Regions from separate parts of the Homo sapiens genome. Here region 1 is linked to region 2. A link is an interaction called in ENCODE POLR2A ChIA-PET data of the cell type or tissue named here. Cell type or tissue: PC-9. All regions are shown on one strand. Each heading gives the region's core, and the rest is flanking DNA. Links, peaks and the distances in the headings are about the cores only. Region 1 overlaps ENAH (ENAH actin regulator). Region 2 has its middle 32 kb from the start of ENAH.

Region 1 (5,379 bases), core at 210-5,209, 68 kb after region 2:
GCAGTTTCACATGGTTCAATCCGGTACATTTAATTATCACCAGACATTTTTTTTTAGCTTAGTGAATTTTTAAAATTTATTATCATTTATGTACTTTTTATTTCAATACTTTTAGGGTACAAGTAGTTTTTGGTATCACCAGACATTTGATGTCTATAATTTATTTGGGAAGACACTGAGACTGCAGAATTGACCTGATAGCTGTGTTTTAAAAGCATTTCTCTGAGACCATTCAGGGTTTTAAATTGGGATGTCTGAGACTGAAGGCCCTTCTGCCCCAGGGATTCTCCTTAATCCCAAGTTTCTGATGGGTTTTCTCTCTATAGTCATCCTCCTTCCCCTGATCCCCAAAATAAGACTAGGGAGGTGGGAGTATTTTAGGGTGGTGTTTCTCTTTTCTGTTTTTGAGATGGGGTCTTACTCTGTTGCCCAGGCAGGAGTGCAGTGGCAGGATCTCAGCTCACTGCAACCTCTGCCTCTCAGGTTCAAGTGATTCTCCTGCCTCAGCCTCCCGAGTAGCTGGGACTACAGGTGCTTGCCACCATGCCCAGCTAATTTTAGTATTTTTTAGTAGAAACAGGGTTTTACCATGTTGGCCAGGCTGGTCTCAAACTCCTGACCTCAAGTGATCTGCCCGCCTTGGCCTCCCAAAGTGCTGGGATTACAGGCGTGACCCACCGTGATTGGCAAGGGTGGTGTTTTGCTAACTGTAGGTTAGTTTTTCTAACTGTAGGTTTTTAACAGGATTTATCACAAATGAAAGACAATAGAAAATATTCAGGAAACATTGCACATGGTAATGGCAAGTGTTTCATGAAACATTTAGTGTCTGTGCATTTGTGTGTGTGTGTGTGTGTACTGGGTTGTATATGCAGTGTATTTATTTATCACAGGCCTTAAACATTTGAGTAATGCTGATTTGGGAGATGAATTGATGTAGGCTTGGCATCTTGGGGATAGAAGGTAAGCCATTGTAGGGGTCCTCGGACTTCTTTAACCTTTTGCCCTCCTATTGTGGGCCAGAAAGTAGGCCTTCTCTCTCTCCACTGGTGCCATCAAACTCCTCTGAACTCTGGCTCATGTCTTTCCTTTACCTGCATGTAACGCAATGTAATTTAGTATAGAGTAGAATCCTTTGGAATTTTTTTAAAGGTGATTCCTGGTAGTTGCTGGTATAAAGGTGGTTAAAAACAGAAAACCTAAAGCACAGAGATAGTGTTCTCATTTAAGTGTTTTAAGTAGAACATGAAACTTTCTAAGTTGAGTTTTTGTAGAGTGATCACTGAGAATTCATCTATATTTCAGAGGAAAACAAGAAAGACTGGTAGGTAGGCACTTGATAGATTTGTGGAATGGGTGGAGACAGTTCTGAGCACCTGTCTAGGATCAGTGAACTACGTATTAGTGAATATGAAGCAGAAGTTGATAGTAGGAACAGAGAGGTGATTATCTTCCCCTTTTTTTCTGTGCTGTACTATCTTGGAGAGGTGAGGAGAAAAAGGTTCCAAATTGGCCACTAGATGATTGAAAGAAGTCCCTGTGGCCAATTTTGTATCTGGATGACCATTCTTTTTTAAGTGAGATGCGTGAACCTTTCATATAAAGAGCTGCTGGCAGGATATTGTTTTATTAGGTTTTAGGGATATTGGCCCATGGTTCACTTTTTCTTTCTCCCCAGTTTTTGGAAAAGTTGATTGCTAGTAAGGCTGATTGCTTTCAGGGAATTGTCATTTTCCTCCGGGGGATGTTTGGATGAGAATGGAGACCAGTTTGGCAAGGGCAACAGCTGTTGAACAATCTGTTTGGGATTAGGTGCAAGTTGGTATGTAGTGGAAATCTGCCTCCTGGTTCCTGAAATTATGTTCCTTTGCCTCAAGGATAAATGTTTTCCTGCTCATTCCAGTTACATTCACTTAGTTCTGGCTGGTAATGCTTCTGACTGATAACTTTCCTCTTTTAAGAGAGCTTCCTTGAAAGAATAATTGATAGCTACGATGAACAATTAAAAATGTTATGCCTTCCCTTAAGATTTTGCTCAGGATTTAATCATAGGTTGGTGGTAACAGAACCTTTCAGTTCAAAATTAGCTGTATATTATCTAACCATTTTGGTAAGGGGAGAGACTTAAGGTGCTTTCTGATGGTTTAGATGGCAGTATCACATGAGATTTATTCATATTGTGTGTTGGAATGTAAATTCTAATGACCTTTGGAAGCATTAGTAGTAAAATTTACTTAGCTGGCTATTCCTAAGCTTACTAGTGAGTTGGAGTTGCATGCGTGAATCATACCTCTGACCAGTTGTGATGATACAAATTAAGTTGAGTTTAAGGAAGAGACTAAATTAATTGCCATCCTGTCACCACACTGTCCACTTAGCACTGTACAGCTAAGATCCTTTCAGTTTTTTAAAAAATACTTTTTTAATACCACAGATATAAGAACCTGCAATGGGTGCTTTTAATTTGGGTTTATGCTGACCTTTATGTATCAGATAATGTGTCTAAATCCTGAGCCAGGATCCTAGTAACCCCAATTTCTATCTAAGCATAGTCTAAAAGCTGTCACTCAGTACTAGAACGTCTTTTGTGGTATGAAAGGATAATGTATAGGGCCTGGAAGTACACTTACATATTTGCTTATTTGGTTAGGTTGTTATTTTGTGAATAGAATTTAAATTCACTTTTAGAAGTAATGTCATAGTTGTCAGTGGACATGTATATTTCAACTAACTATAAGGAAGACAGATGGAAATGTCCTTTTCTTTTTCGTGTCTGATAATGCATTTGCATTTGTTGATCTGAGGTCAGCACTTAAGTTGGACATCTTCAAATCTTTTTTTTTTTTTAATTGAGATGGAGCCTTGCTGTGTTGCCCCGGCTGGAGTGCAGTGGCATGATCTTGGCTCACTGCAACCTCTGCCTCCCAGGTTCAAGCGATTCTCCTGCCTCAACCTCCCGAGTAGCTGGGATTACAGGTGCCTGCCACCACCTCTGGCTAGTTTTTGTATTTTTAGTAGAGACAGGATTTCTCCACTTGGCCAGGCTGGTCTTGAACTCCTGACCTCAGGTGATCTGCCCGCCTCAGCCTCGCAAAGTGTTGGGATTACAGGCCTGAGCCACCATGCCTGGTTTCAAATCTTAATTTAATGGGTGGAGTTAGTTTTCCAATCACTAGTAGAAACTCAGTAACCATAAATTTTGAATGCTTGTATTTTATTGGAGTCTGGAATTACCACCTCCAGAGATATTTAGATTGACTTTGTAGTTCTGATTGGTGGTATCACTTTTGATTTTTGAGCATCTCAATTAGCTTATCTTTTCCTAGAAGAATATTTTATCTTCAATTTTTATATATAGATGCAATATATAATTATAAATACTATATATAACATGTACTTGTGAATCCGCATTTCAACCATACATCAACATAGAGTAGTTGTAGTTAGGTTCCTTTTTAAATGTATTTTAATTTGAAATTTACTTGTATGAATAAACTCATTCATTAAATTTTTTTCTCAACATTATTTAATATTGACATATTGTCACCAGTGAGTCTGAAATAATTCTCATGCCTTAAATGTGACTATTTCAAAGTATTACTCTTTTTTTTTTTTTTTAAGTATTTATTGATCATTCTTGGGTGTTTCTCGGAGGGGGGATTTGGCAGGGTCATAGGACAATAGTGGAGGGAAGGTCAGCAGATAAACATGTGAACAGGGTCTCTGGTTTTCCTAGGCAGAGGACCCTGCGGCCTTCCGCAGTGTTTGTGTCCCTGGGTACTTGAGATTAGGGAGTGGTGATGACTCTTAACCAGCATGCTGCCTTCAAGCATCTGTTTAACAAAGCACATCTTGCTCCGCCCTTAATCCATTTAACCCTGAGTGGACACAGCACATGTTTTAGAGAGCTCGGGGTTGGGGGTAAGGTTATAGATTAACAGCATCCCAAGGCAGAAGAATTTTTCTTAGTACAGAACAAAATGGAGTCTCCTATGTCTGCTTCTTTCTACACAGACACAGTAACAATCTGATTTCTCTTTCTTTTCCGCACATTTCCCCCTTTTTCTATTCGACAAAACCGCCATCGTCATCATGGCCCGTTCTCAATGAGCTGTTGGGTACACCTCCCAGACGGGGTGGCGGCCGGGCAGAGGGGCTCCTCACTTCTCAGACGGGGCGGCCGGGCAGAGACGCTCCTCACCTCCCAGACGGGGTGGCGGTCGGGCAGAGACACTCCTCAGTTCCCAGACGGGGTCGCGGCTGGGCAGAGGCGCTCCTCACATCCCAGACGGGGTGGCGGGGCAGAGGCGCTCCCCACATCTCAGACGCCGGGCGGCCGGGCAGAGACGCTCCTCACTTCCCAGACGGGCTGGCAGCCGGGAAGAGGCGCTCCTCACTTCCCAGACTGGGCGGCCGGGAAGAGGGGCTCCTCACATCCCAGACAATGGGCGGCCAGGCAGAGACGCTCCTCACTTCCCAGATGGGGTGGCGGCCAGGCAGAGGCTGCAATCTCGGCACTTTGGGAGGCCAAGGCAGGCGGCTGGGAGGTGGAGGTTGTAGCGAGCCGAGATCACGCCACTGCACTCCAGCCTGGGCACCATTGAGCACTGAGTGAGGGAGACTCCGTCTGCAATCCCGGCACCTCGGGAGGCCGAGGCAGGCAGATCACTCGCGGTCAGGAGCTGGAGACCAGTCGGGCCAACACGGCGAAACCCCGTCTCCACCGAAAAAATACAAAAACCAGTCAGGCGTGGCGGCGCGCGCCTGCAATCCCAGGCACTCCGCAGGCTGAGGCAGGAGAATCAGGCAGGGAGGTTGCAGTGAGCCGAGATGGCGGCAGCACAGTCCAGCCTCCGCTCGGCATCAGAGGGAGACCGTGGAGAGAGAGGGAGAGGGAGAGGGAGAGGGAGACCGGGGAGAGGGCATCAGAGGGAGACCGTGGAGGGAGAGGGAGACCGGGGAGAGGGAGAGGGAGAAAAGTATTACTCTTAAGGATTTGTGTATGGAGAAGGGTATTGAGGTTGTGGAATAGAGGTAGGATTGGTGTTGGAGGAAGGGTTACTTACCTTATGGAATCGGAAATTTGAGACAGGTTTCTGAGTGAAAATAGGTAAATGTGGTATTGTAATATAATAAGAAATACATATTTGGTCTCTGTTCCTGGTTCCTGGCACACAGCTCTTAAAACCCTTGGACTGACCAAAGTACTGTAATAAATGTCTTTTTGTATGCTAATGAGATGACTGGTGGCTGGGGCTCCTGGATAGCTTCAGGGTGGGGGAGCTGGTTGCTAGGAGAAGCAACCAACCTATCTCCTGGGAGGGGAAGGGGAAGAGCCTGAAGGATGAGTTGATAACCAGTGGCCAGTGATTTAATCAG
Region 2 (5,379 bases), core at 70-5,069:
TCCTACCTCAGCCTCCTGAGTAGCTGGAACTACAGGCACACACCATTAAGCCAAGCCTAGCTAACTTTTTTTTATTTTTGTGGAGATGGGGTTTCACTGTGTTGCCCAGGCTGGTCTTTTTTTTTTTTTGAGACGGAGTCTCGCTGGGTCGCCCAGGCTGGAGTGCAGTGGCACGATCTTGGCCCACTGCAAGCTCCGCCTCCTGCATTCACGCCATTCTCCTGCCTCAGCCTCCCGAGTAGCTGGGACTACAGGTGCCCACCACCACACCCGGCTAATTTTTTGTATTTTTTAGTAGAGACGGGGTTTCACTGTGTTAGCCAGGATGGTCTCGATGGTCTCAATCTCCTGACCTCGTGATCCCCCCGCCTTGGCCTCCCAAAGTGCTGGGATTACAGGCGTGAGCCACCGCGCCCAGCCCAGGCTGGTCTTGAACTTCTGGCCTCAAGTGATACTCCTGCCTTGGCCTCCTGAAGCACTAGGATTATAGATGTGAACTGCTGCTTCTGGCCTCAACCAACTTTTTTTTTTTTAAACAAACAAAATAAAATTCAGTAGAGTGGAAAAACTTAGTATAGTAAGAGTAAGTTTTACCAGCCTGGGCAACATGGTGAAACCTTGTCTCTACAAAAAATACAAAAATTAGCTGGGCATGGTGGTGCATGCTTGTAGTTCCAGCTTCTTGGGAGGCTGAGATGGGAGGATCACGTAAGCCTGGGAGGTGGAGGCTGCTGTGAGCCTTGTGATTGTACCACTGCACTCCAACTTGAGTGCTGGAGTGAAAAAAAAGAAAAAAGAGTAAGTTTTGTTTCATAAATTGTTGGTTTCACATATGTGTGCACCATGTGTGTACAGTTGTGATGTAAAGTATTTATGGTACCTGTAAAATATGTGTGTATAAAACATATTACAGTTTTTTAAAGTTTGGAAACCAATGCCCTGTAGTGTAACTCTTTGACATACATACCTGGAGAAATGTAGAATGTTCATAATTCACAAGAGCAAAAAACTGCAGACAACTCAAATGCCCATTGCCAGGAATATGGATAAGTAAATTGTGGAGCATTAACACAATTGTCTATTACACAACAATGAAAAGGAATGAACTATATTGCTACATGCAGCAATGTGAGTGAATCCCAGAAACACAATATTGAGAGAAAAGAGCTGGTCACAGAAGACTAAAATAGTATGTTATTTTTATAAAACCCCCAACCAGCAAAACTAAACAAAACAACATATGCCATATGTGGCAAAACTTTTTTTTTTTTTTTTTTTTGAGATGGAGTTTCACTCTTGTTGCCCAGGCTGGAGTGCAATGGTGTGGTCTTGGCTCACTGCAACCTCTGCCTCCCAGGTACAAGCGATTCTCCTGCCTCAGCCTCCTGAGTCGCTGGAATTACAGGCACCTGCCACCACGCCCGGCTAATTGTTTGTATTTTTAGTAGTGATGGGGTTTCACCATGTTGGCCAGGCTGGCTTCGAACTCCTGACCTCAGGTGATCCGCCCGCCTTAGCCTTCCAAAGTGCTGGGATTACGGGCATGAGCCACTGTGCCCAGTCAACTTTTTTTATACCACATTTACTCCAAAAAATGTACAACTATGATATATCGATTAAAAAAGATAAAAGTTTTTAAAGGCAAAGAAGTCACAAATTTAGGAGAATGATTACCCCTGGAGGAAAGAAGACAGTTACTGGTAATGTTCTGATTCTTAAGTTGTTGAAAGTGGTTTTCCCATATGTTTATTCTATTATTAGTTTATAATTTACAGATAGATTTCATATGTATATATACATGTATGTAATACTTAAATCTATTTGATATTACATAAAACTAAAATTGATATAACCATGAAAACATCTAATGCACTGGCTCAAAAAACATCTGATTACAGTAAGCAAATATATTTCTTTCCCTCAAAATAGAGATTTCCATCAAAATCAACAAAAATGAACTAAAAAGGAGAGGAAGAAAAAGAACAGCCTGTCTAGGCTGTCGTCACTGGTTTTTTTTAAAGCATTGACTACATGGATCAGTACTTACTGTCATAGTTGGTAAATGAATCAGGCAAGACCCATGTTGAGGAGTAGAATGTTTTCTCCTGGGATCAACCTTTGAATGTTAAAGCAGAAAAGGTTCCAGAATAAATTCACCCAAGTTAGTAACAGACCATGTTCCCTGTCTACTTTTGTAGACTAAAACACATCATTTTCTTCAAGCTACATTTTTACACAAACCCATCTTTACCAGTAGGAGTGTAGCATGTAGCATGCACCAGACTGGACCAGGTTCTTTTGCAGACACAATTTTTTTTTGAGACAGGGTCTTGTTCTGTTACCAAGGCTGGAGTGCAATGGTGCAATCTCAGCTCACTGCAGCCTTGACCTCTTGAGCTCCAGTGATCCTCCCACCTTGGCCTCCTGAGTAGCTGGGACTACAGGTGTGTGCTGCCATACCCAGCTAATTTTTAAATTTTTTGTAGAGATGGGATCTTGCTATATTACCCAGGCTGGTATAGAACTCCTGGCCTCAAGTGATCCTCCTGCCTCAGCCTCCCAAAGCACTGGGATTACAGGTGTGAGTCACCAGTAGACACAATTTATTTACTGCTATCACTCAAAATTCAGTTGAAATGGACCTATTCTTTAAACTGAATACAAGCAGTGGCTTTCAGGCATGCATTTTGCTCAATAATTCATGAAGTATTCATGATTACTTATTAGTGAGAATAAAATAAAATTAGCCACATAGCAGCCCAGGAAATTTATCTGCCTAGGGTAATAAGCATTACTGCACTAAAGCAAATTTTCCTGTCTTAAAAGCCATCCCTAGTCCCAAGGATTTACTGGAATACAAGGATCAATTATGAACTGTTGGGCTTGCAGAGATGGACCAAACTTTCATTATCTTTGTGCTGTGGGTTGAATTGCATGTTTCCCCTACCCACCCCAGCTCACATGTTGAAGTCCTAAGCCCAGTACCTTAGATTTCCTTATTTGAAAATAGGGTCATTGTGTAATGCTTAGCATCGGGGCTCTGAAACTAGGGTCACTGCAGATGTAATTAGTTAAAGTATGATGAGGTCATACTACAGTAGGCTGGGCCCTGAATCCAGTAAAACTGGTGTCTTTATAAAAAGGGGAAATGTGGCTGAGTGCAGTGGCTCATGCCTATCATCCCAGCACTTTGGGAGGTGGAGGCAGAAGGATCACTTGAGCCTAAGAGTTTGAGACCACCCTGGGCAACAAAACGTGACCCCGCTTATACAAAAAATAAGAAATTAGCCATGTGTAGTGATGCACGCCTGTAGTCCCAGCTATTCAAGAGGCTGATGCAGGAGGATCGCTTGAGTCTGGGAGGTCAAGGCTCCAGAGAGCTATCGTTGTGCTACTGCACTCCAGCCTGGGTGAGAGAGGGAGACCTAGTCTCAAAAAAAAAAAAAGCTGGGGGAACACAGACACACGCACAAGCAGAATACCATGTGACAATGGAGGCAGAGACCAGGTGATGCGACAGAAGCCAAGGAGCACCAAAGACTGCCAGCAAACCAGCAAACCACCAGAAGTGAGAAGAGAGGCCTGGAACAGATTCTCCTTCTCAGCCCTCGGAAAGACCCAACCCTGCCAACACCCTCATCTTGGACTTCTCGTCTCCAGAACTGTGAGACAACAAATTTTGGTTGTTCTAATGTCACCGGCCAGGTCCAGGTCCGTTCTGCCTGTGCACAGTAAATCAATCACTGTGACACGGGTTTTGCAAAAGAGAAAAGATTTGTGAGGCTGCCAAGCAAGGAGGTGGGAGAACAGTTCTCAAATCTGCCTCCCCAAAGATAAAGCTTAGGGATATTGATGGGTTAGGGGAGTGGGGTTGTCTAAGGTGCAGGGAGAGGTGATTGGCGGTGGGGAAAAATGAAGTAATGGGTTCATGTTGTGCAAACATAGTTGGGGTTTGTGGCATTTTATAGGACATATGCACAGAAAATGGTGCTGCTAGCATGATCAGGAGGGTGGAGTTTTGGGCCCTCCAACATCAAAAGGCCACCTCTCAGGCACTCATGAGGGCCCAGTGCCTGCATCCTTCAATCCGAATTGAAGACTCCTCAAAATAAAACAGCTCTATTTGGGGGCATGAGCAATCTGTAATGAGGAGGAAAAATGAGGTTTTAGATGAGGACAAGAGACAGTTTTGGCACAGAGAGCAAGTTAGAATGAGGAGAGGACTAGCCGGATGCGGTGGCTCACGCCTGTAATCCCAGCACTCTGGGAGGCCGGGGTGGGCGGAAGAGTCAGTCAGTGGTCTCAACTAGTTTGAACTGAACAGGAGCGGGCCCAAGTTCCTGAAAAACAACCGAAGCAGCCATTACCATGGTAATGTATGAATGTTATATATAAAGTAGCCAGTGAAGGTTAAGTTTCAGAGTTCAGTGGCAAGACCTTCAACTACCACGGCCTTCTGCTTCATGGAAAAAGGAAAAAAGAAAAAGCTAGTGAGCAAAAGCAAGCAGGGCAGGCAGACCTGATCAAATTAACCCCTCGGTGCCACAAAGTCACCCAATTTGTGGTTTGTTCAGAAGCCCTAGCAAACAAATACACTTTGGTTCTTTAAGATTTAAGAAAATGCTTCATCTCTTAATGTAAATACTAAATATTGCCGTTGGGACTTCCGTAGGTTAACAGTCAATATTTAAAATTGGGAGACCTAGAATAAAGATTCTACTCTGGCTTTTAATTGGTCCCCTTCAGCCTCAGATAAGTCATGTCCCGTCTTTGGGCTGTGTTCTCATGTGTGACTTGGTCATGATACTAATATTTACCCCTCACCTCTCATAGTGCACTGTAAGTGAGCCCAGTGAAGTCACCCATGGGAAAGCCTTCTGTAAATTGTAAAGCCCTACACTACTATGTTAAATATTCTATTTTTCATCTATTGAAGTGCCGGCAATGATTATCAATTAACCTTCTAATGTACTGTACATATTAGGATGTTGAATGCTGGATCCCCAAATACTACCGCACAGCCTGTTGATAAGACATAGCCAAGTTCATTGCTTACTGTGGTTAGGGAGAACACCTCATCCATAGAGCTTTGATAGGGTCTTGGAGGGGAAAAGGTAAGGTTGGAATTTGTTGAGAATTTGAAATTTGGTTTAGTGCAGGTCTTTCGATGTGGCTTTGGTAGCATTGGGTAAGAATTACCCAATTCTTAATTTTTTGAAAGGGTGGTTTAGTGTTGGTGGCAACAGTTGGCCGAGGATTTTGAGACAGGGTTTCAAAGAATCTTAGGACATAAACAGTTGATGCTTTTTATTAAAAGAGTTGGAAGTTTCTGTAATAAACAATAAAGTTATTTGCCTGGGAAATCCCTGAAATAGAAAA

The links. ChIA-PET counts read pairs that join two places held together with the same protein. Peaks named below come from ENCODE experiments on the same cell type or tissue, not always from the same donor. Only the 100,000 strongest peaks of a DNase experiment are listed, where the experiment ranks them.
Region 1: POLR2A ChIA-PET joins it to region 2 with 6 read pairs; 5 of 35 experiments call an interaction of 5 or more read pairs at or near these places.

What each region holds. Positions count from the first base shown.
Region 1 is chr1:225,614,571-225,619,949 of GRCh38, reverse strand. The region is part of intron 1 of ENAH (ENAH actin regulator); the gene reads left to right. Among named protein-coding and RNA genes, the nearest start is that of ENAH, 36 kb to the left of the region's middle. RefSeq lists an enhancer at 4,394-5,224. In PC-9, for the core only: no CTCF peak of the experiment used is centred there; no DNase peak of the experiment used is centred there; H3K27ac peaks cover 644 bases.
Region 2 is chr1:225,682,670-225,688,048 of GRCh38, reverse strand. No RefSeq gene overlaps it. Among named protein-coding and RNA genes, the nearest start is that of ENAH, 32 kb to the right of the region's middle. In PC-9, for the core only: no CTCF peak of the experiment used is centred there; no DNase peak of the experiment used is centred there.